Linked DNA regions of Homo sapiens: regions 1 and 3 are each linked to region 2. Evidence: read pairs that join two places in POLR2A ChIA-PET (ENCODE). Cell type or tissue: HepG2. All regions are shown on one strand. Region 1 overlaps NOS1AP (nitric oxide synthase 1 adaptor protein). Region 2 overlaps NOS1AP (nitric oxide synthase 1 adaptor protein). Region 3 overlaps NOS1AP (nitric oxide synthase 1 adaptor protein).

The links. ChIA-PET counts read pairs that join two places held together with the same protein. Peaks named below come from ENCODE experiments on the same cell type or tissue, not always from the same donor. Only the 100,000 strongest peaks of a DNase experiment are listed, where the experiment ranks them.
Region 1: POLR2A ChIA-PET joins it to region 2 with 12 read pairs; 5 of 35 experiments call an interaction of 5 or more read pairs at or near these places.
Region 3: POLR2A ChIA-PET joins it to region 2 with 13 read pairs; 4 of 35 experiments call an interaction of 5 or more read pairs at or near these places.

Annotation. Positions count from the first base shown.
Region 1 is chr1:162,090,622-162,093,121 of GRCh38, forward strand. The region is part of intron 1 of NOS1AP (nitric oxide synthase 1 adaptor protein); the gene reads left to right. Among named protein-coding and RNA genes, the nearest start is that of NOS1AP, 22 kb to the left of the region's middle. RefSeq lists enhancers at 772-1,367, 1,368-1,962. In HepG2, a CTCF peak has its summit at 1,784; a DNase peak (open chromatin) is centred at 1,470; H3K4me3 peaks cover 1,387 bases.
Region 2 is chr1:162,143,786-162,146,285 of GRCh38, forward strand. All of the region lies in intron 1 of NOS1AP (nitric oxide synthase 1 adaptor protein), which reads left to right. The region is part of intron 3 of LOC105371475 (a long non-coding RNA gene); the gene reads right to left. Among named protein-coding and RNA genes, the nearest start is that of MIR4654, 12 kb to the right of the region's middle. RefSeq lists enhancers at 1,070-1,784, 1,174-1,468. In HepG2, no CTCF peak of the experiment used is centred here; DNase peaks (open chromatin) are centred at 1,276 and 1,806; H3K4me3 peaks cover 850 bases.
Region 3 is chr1:162,195,764-162,198,263 of GRCh38, forward strand. The region is part of intron 2 of NOS1AP (nitric oxide synthase 1 adaptor protein); the gene reads left to right. Among named protein-coding and RNA genes, the nearest start is that of MIR4654, 40 kb to the left of the region's middle. RefSeq lists an enhancer at 2,280-2,500. In HepG2, a CTCF peak has its summit at 1,983 (motif pointing right); DNase peaks (open chromatin) are centred at 828, 1,368 and 1,968; H3K4me3 peaks cover 1,235 bases.

The DNA.
Region 1 (2,500 bases), 53 kb before region 2:
CTTTCCTATTATTTCTTTTTAATTAAAAAATTTCCCTAAGTTTCAGGCAGTTTTTAGGTTTATTTTTTCTTATATTTCTTCTAGTTTAGTTTTTATCTCTAAAATAGTTTTCTTTTTTTACTTTGCTTTCTTGAGTTTTGTCACTTTATTTCTGAATTTTTCTAATTCTAATTTATGTTGTTCTTTCATGCCTTGCATAATTTAAAGTATTTTTAGCTTATTTAAAAATATGTCTTTTTGGCATGCTTTCACTATCACATATTTCTAAGGATGTTATTTTGTTCCTTATTCTCTCTTTTTTTATAGAAATGTTTATGGATTTGACCTTGTTACTTTTCTGTTGTTAATTTTTATGTAAACTTAGTTTTCCTGAATTTTAAAAAGGAGGGTTGGTTTGGTAGTATTTCTAACTGCACAGAGAAATGGAGATTTAAAAATCTCTTGTTTTCATGGAGATTTAAAAAATGTGGTAGTTCTGTTTCCATCTCTCTCTTTTACCTGAGCCTTCTCTTTTCTTTGTCTCTGTTGCCTGTCCTGCTTCATTTTGATTCTGTTCCCAGCAGTTTCTCTTGGTGTGGAGTCCTGTCCTGGGCAATCAGTTTTGAGAGTTCCTAGTGGCTTGAGTGCTCCAGCCCTTCGAACCTCCTGTGGGTCCCCTGTTGTTCCAGGTTCAGCGGCAGTTCTCCAGTTTACCCTATTGGCTCTTTTGGGTTCAGGTTCATCATATGCCCCATTGCTTCCCTTTGATTGTTCCCACATAGACATCAATATCATACTGGCTATTGGTGATTTGTCTCCGATAACTTGTCACCAAATTTTGTTGAGTGTCATCCATGAGTTTTTAAATTTGCTATTTAGTTGCTCTGTTTATTTTTTGTAGAGACTGTGGAAGACTCAATAAATATATTGCCACCATTTTCCCAGAATTGGGATATTGCTTTTAATTTTCACTACAGTGTGGCAAGTTGCTGACTGAGATTTTAAGTTATTTTTCCCCCATGGAGCAGCAAAACATATAAAGATTTGAGAACATAGGATAAGGAATGAATAAATCCTGCTTATGTGTAATTACATTTGAGCAACATGTTGATGAACAGCTAAGGGAAGACAGAGATCACAAGTTTCCTCCTCCCACTCCTCAAAGAGAGAGGGCACTTTACACAGCCCAGGAGCATGTGGAGTGCTGTGCAGTCTTGCTGTGTTCTGGCTGTTTGCTCTAATTGATCTGTCAACCACTACGTGGGCATTAAGTAATTGGGATGTGACTTCACTGGGGCAAGGTGGGGTGGTCTGCAGAATATACAGGAAGAATCAAATATAGAATCACGGAGTGCTGGAGTTGGAAGGGACCTCAGAGATCACCTCTGAGATTAGGTCCTAAATCAGCTCTGTTATTTTGCAGATGAGGGGGACTGAAGTACAAAGAGATGAAAGTGACTAGTTCAAGGCTGTGGATCCAACAAAGGATGGGATTGGCATTGCAGCTTGTCCTGAACTCTCCCAGGCCACATTCCAGTCTCTCAAACCCCAGCTTCCCTGTTGAGTAATGAGTAAACAGACTATTGTAAAACGAAGAGGACTTTTATAGAGTAAATTGAAGGGTATTCATTCATTCTTTTGTTTTAGGAAGTTCAGTGTTTCAGCTAGTGGATTTTCTTAAGATACAGGCATGCAGAATTTGGTGTTTGTGTGGAATAATTGAGGGAGAGAACAGAGGAGGATTTCATCAGCACTATCACAGCTCTCCTGTGGCAGAATCAAGAGCACAACCAGAAGGCCTGGCTTCGTCAGTCCTGTTGAACTTTTCATGCCACCAAGTGGTAAATCTGGTGATTGTTGACATTTCCAAGAAAAGTGTTTCTCTGAAGGCTCCATGCTATTCACTGAATAAGAGTTTATGACTGACTTAATGAATTGACATTTTATTTATCTCAGTGCTTATTCTCTCTCAGTGGTCTTTTTGTTTCTTTGGGCAAGAAGATAGTAATTCAAATTTGCATACCCTTGCCTGGTACATGATTTATGCTCAATGTATATGCAGTGAATGAATCTGTTTGGAGAAATGGGACTAACATGTGAAAAGATGAACAAACTCACCTACTGTGTGTTGTTGAGTACTAAATTATATGCCACAGATCCTGAGAAGAAGATGCAGTGTGGGGAGGCTTCCTGATGAAATGGTAAGGAGGATTTACTCCTCCTGCATTCACCAGGCCAAGCCCTTATTCTTCTTTAGTACCATAAATGAGGGGATACGAGAAAAATGGCTCCTTTAAGCGGCAAGTGTTTGGCTGCTTCTTTTATTCTCATCTTGTACCTCCTTTACTCCTATCCTCTATTTTCTTTTGCAGTTTATCTAACACTTTAATTACTGTTTTGATCTTCAGATCCTTTGTTTGAGATAGTTTTTATTATTTCCATTTACAGGTAGGGAAGTTAAGTCTTAGTGGCTAAATGTTGTAACATCCCTTAGGTAGTGAAAGGCAGTTCCCAGTAGACC
Region 2 (2,500 bases):
ACCCTGACATGTAGGTAGTACAGATACTAGGTACATTTCATGAATGAAACAGAGGCTTGGTGAGTTTAAGTACTTAGAATTTAGGAGGTGTAGGATGTTGGTGCTGCGCAAAGCTGAGTGCTTTCGTTCTTCATGTGAAGAATAAGGGATCTCTCTCTATTGTCATCTGACAGCCTTCTCATTTCTTCAGTTTACTGTTCTCCAGTAGTTGGATGACCATTTCCCTCCTTCGGTGTCATGGCACCATTTTTATTTATGTGCCTTTAATTCCATTCCCAAAGTCATTCAGATGAACCAAATAGGGATCCCCGTCCATTCCTTGTAAGTCTTGGTGCCCCACCATTTTTCACTGATGTGTTTTTGACCTTCTGACCATTTGGGTGTCCATACACAGGCATCCTCATCTAGCTCAAGTTGAGTTTAATGTAGTGAACCAGCCCTTGCTGGGGCATTGGCTTATGTTCATCCTGATTACTTATTTCCTACTGAAGTATTAGCATGGTGGTACAGGGTAGGGAGTCCTACACTGGTTCTGATTCTGCCACTCACAAGCTACGTTTTCATTCTTTCTCTGAGCCTTGATTTTCCCTTCTATAAAGTGAAGGGTTAGATCAAATCACATTCGAGGTCACTTAAACTCTGTCATTGGATCTGACTTCCTTATTGGTTTTCTGGTGTTCTTTGTTCACCTATCCATTCCTGGTTTACCTGATACAGGTGATGATTTTAATGATCATACAGCCTTTGTTAGTGTATCCCTTTGCCTCACACCATGTGTTGGACTTTCTTTTCTTTTCTTTTCTTTTCCCTAGGAGAAAATAACCTGCTGGCCAAGTCAGCATCCCAGGTAGGCATGGCAGAAAGTGCTGCCGGCCCAGGGTACAGCCCGGCCTCTGCCTCACACCTGCCTCTGTGACACGAGCCAGAGATTTTAATCACCAAGCTGAAGCTTTTATTCAGGAGCTGATAGTTGAAAGGCCAGAACAGTTTCTCTGTCTTCCTGCTTTTTTTCTCTCCTCTTTGCTGTACCCCTCAGATCCTCATAATAGAAATAATCAGGCCAACCCATCTAAGCTTTTGCTAATGGAGACTAAAAGAACTGAAAGACACAGCCTCCCCATGGGCACGCTGGTTGGATCGTTCTGTCTTACCCTCTGTCCCTTTTAGAGAATTGCATGGCATTAGCATAAAGACAAGTCATCGCAATCATTTTGCACCCAGCCCCTTAATGTTGAGGAGCAGGAAGGATTCTGCTGTGATCTCCGGCACATTCATCGGCCCCTGCTGAGCTACTGATCAATAGTGACACAGTTGCATCAGATGGCCTTCAAATAGTGCTTCCTTTTTCAGATGGGCTGGGAGAGAGAGGAAGAAATATAAGTGCCTCATTCCTCTTAGACTACAAATAAATGAAGACGTGGTGTGCAGCTGCATTTCAAGCATTTTGGAAGCTTTTCTGGTGTATGTGAGGGGTGGGTGGGGGGGTTGGCACTGAGGCTTCTCTCTTGATTGCAGTTGAGAGCAAGGATGCTGCTAAATGTCCACATGGGCGCTTTGAGTCCCTATCCCCACGTCCCTTACACCCTAGCACCTGGAGAGCCCCGAGCAAGCCTCACAAGTGGGGAGTGGGATACCCTGACGCAACTTTTCTCTTTTTCCTCCCCTCCCCCAGAGTATTTAGTAGGAGGTCACTGGCTGAGTGTGTGCCCCGGAATCTGGGGCCGCTCCTGCTGCTGCAGTTAATGCTGCTTTGTTCCATGCTAAATGAGGCGAGAACTTTCACCCTGGTCACATTCATAATCCCGCTCAGCAGGACGCTCAGCTGTGCACAAGAGCAGTTTCTGCAGGCAGGGAAGGGCTTTCCCTTTGGACAGTCCTTTGGAAAGCTCCTTTGGTTCTCTGTTTCTGGAAGCTATCAGTACAGAGGATAGGTTCAGGGACTAACTCAGATGGGCAATCTCAGCTGGGGGTTTCTAGGCACGACCAGGGTATCAGATTTCTTTATGCTTTTGTGTGTTTTGGAGAGAGGACACAGTATGACCAGGAGACCAGCGGGATATGAGGAGGTAGACAGGGAGACCAGACTGCATTTGGGACCCCCAAGGGAGAGAGTTTGGAAGAATGCAGGGGTCCTAGACTAGAAGCCAGGAGCTTGAGGGAGACTGAGCCCCTTCTCTGCCATCTGCTAACTGCTTTGGGCCTCACTGTCCTCTGTAAAAGAAGGGAGTTACCCCTGAAACTCACATGTTGTATCCTGTGTGCTGAGGCTGTAGAACTGAGCAGCTTCAGAAAGGAGATGAGAGCTGGGAGTGCAGCAGAGGCAGGGACCTTTACGTTATGCCTATTTCTGGGGGCCCTGTCCTTTCCTGCGGCCTTGCCTGCGCTAGCTAGTCACTGGGGCTTTTACAGACCCATAGCAGAAGATTCTGCTAGCCTCTTCTGAAGCATGTTTTCTTGTTCTTAATGATAGTTAACTTGGCTGGTCATAAATCCTAAATCT
Region 3 (2,500 bases), 52 kb after region 2:
ATCACTCCAGCCCATATTAATCTTGTTCATGAAATCTTGTTTCATGTATAGCCCGTAAGTCCTTGTTGTTCTTGGATTGAGTTTTATATTTCCAACCAGACTGTCAGCTTCTGGAGAGAAGTCATAATATCGTTGATTGTCCCTACCCATTATATGTCATGGTCTGGGGCCAGGTACATAATTGGCTCTAAATAAAAAGTAAGCCACTGTCAAAATGATTAAATAAATTAGACTATTGGACCAAAGGGGTAAAGGAGATGAAAAGGTTTTCGCTGATAGGACACAGTCTTTAGAGTTGGTTGTGTGAATGTGGGGGTTAAAGAACAGTTACCAGTGCCTCAGTGCTTTGTTAAGATTTGGGTTTTCTGTATCTATACACTCTCTTACCAGTTCTTGGTCTTGCCTTTCCCCCAGTCATGTTTGGAGGAAAATGTGGTAAAATGGAAATCTGTCAACTGCTTCTGGGTTGGAAGGCAACATACTTGATGACGATAAAGGAATTGGGAATGCCTAATGGTGACATTGGGGCTCACCATTTAGTGGGTTTTATTCACCAATGCTGTCTTCATTTCTTTGCTAGTTTGGTTGATACCACGCTCTTTCTGTATTAAGCTGTAATCTATTGATTCATACGTTTAACATTTTTGAGGCCAGATGTACAGCAGAGAACTCCGTATGTTGCGGGGATTTCAGAAGATGTGGTGTGCAGCACATAGTAGATGCTTTGTTAATGTTGGGAAGGATGCACACAAATATAAAACATGCCCTTCAGGAATGTGCAGTCTGCTCCAGGCTGCAGTGAAGTAGCAGGGTGAGGCTGGAATGAGTAGGGGCCAAAGGGCACCAGTTCTCAAGGGAGAGTCGTTGGGAAGCAGAAACAGGAAAGAGATGCTGGATGAGCTTCCCATTGCCACATGGACTGTGGAAGGCAGACTATAATAGAAATCAAAGTGCTTTGAAAAAATGCAGTGCAGTATTCTATTATAAATATTTAAATAATCATAAATTTTACAGATTGATATAGGGGTTGCTTGGGGGGAACAGACTGCCTGGCACTTGGCAGATGGTCAGTAAAACATTTATTGTGCGAACGAATCTAGAGTAGAGTAGGGCTGGAGGCCCCGCTATGGTTTTTGTCCCTCTTCTCTTTTTCATGCCCATTCCTTCTGCTGGTTCAGGCAGTAGCATTTCATTTTCCAGCTGTAACTAAATGAGAAATTACGAGGAGTGGTTCGAATAGAGTTTGTCGGTGGCTCTCCTTTTCTTCGCCCATTCCATTGTGAAGATGAGCCAGTAAGGCTCTGCATGGATATTTTCTGGCAAGGGCATCAAACACGTTTCTGAGGGCAGAGTCCATGTTGTTGAGTAATAATTAACTGCTAATGGCATTGTCTTGGGTGTTGCATAGTAAATAATCAAGAAATAGTCTCTTTTCAATGAGAGTTTGAAGGCCAATGCAAAGACCACACACGGGCAAGCCTGAAAGGTGCTGTTTTGACTAACCTTAATGGGAAACAAAGGGAAAATCTGGCTTGTTTTGTGTGGCCATGCTTAATTGCATGATGGTGTGTTTTTCCCTTGAATTTCCTCATGCCCCGTGGAGGGCACACGCATGATGGTGCTCTGCCGAGCCAGGATTATAGAACAGAGGTTCTTGGCAGCCGGGATGTACTGGCTGCTATGTTGTCTAGCGTGCTGGATCTTACTGGGAGCTTTCAGATCGGAGTCTCTGTGAAATGGAACAAGTGAACTGAGCCTAGTCTGTTCCTAAAAATAAGTCTCTAAGAAGCAAGTGAAGTGCTTTTCAGTGGGAAGCCTGTGGAGAAAGAGCCTGGAACACAGTCTGGAAGTAAGGCAATTCAGGGTTCCTTTACCCAACCCTTTTCAGGCTCAGGAGAGAGGAAGTGACTTGTCTCGGGTCACTTAGGGGCTAGGCCTCGCACCTGATCTGTTGTATTTCTCTGCCTGGGCTCTTTTCCACCACCAGGGGCCAACTGTCCAGAATGTCATTTTCCTGAGTGAGGAAGCAGAGATGCCTGGCTCTAGGGTGTGCGGCAGGGCTACAGGACTGAGAGTGTCCAACTCTCTTGGCCCTGCCGCACTATCCTCAGGTTAACTGGTGTTCCCCGCTGGCCTGCTGTTCAGGGCTCTGTGGGAGAGAGCTTTGCAGCACATGCAAAGGAGGTATGAGGAGGGCAGATGGCTCCACCAGCCTCGCCCAGAGTGTGTCTTCATCCTACCTGCCATGGGGCGAGTCATGGAGGCGTCATGGGCCCGGCCTGGCTGTAGGAGGGCCCTGGTACTGCCTCCTCAGGGTTTGACCTGGAAGGCGTTCTAGGAGCATGATGAGGGAGGGATGGGCACAGGGTGTAGGAGAGAGTGGGCTGGTGTGATGCTCGTTTAGGGGCTGGGAGGGAGCTAGGGGAGCCAGGGAGAGAATGACATTTTAATTACACAGTGAGTTGTCAGGACTATAATCTTCTCTGATGGCTCTTCTTAT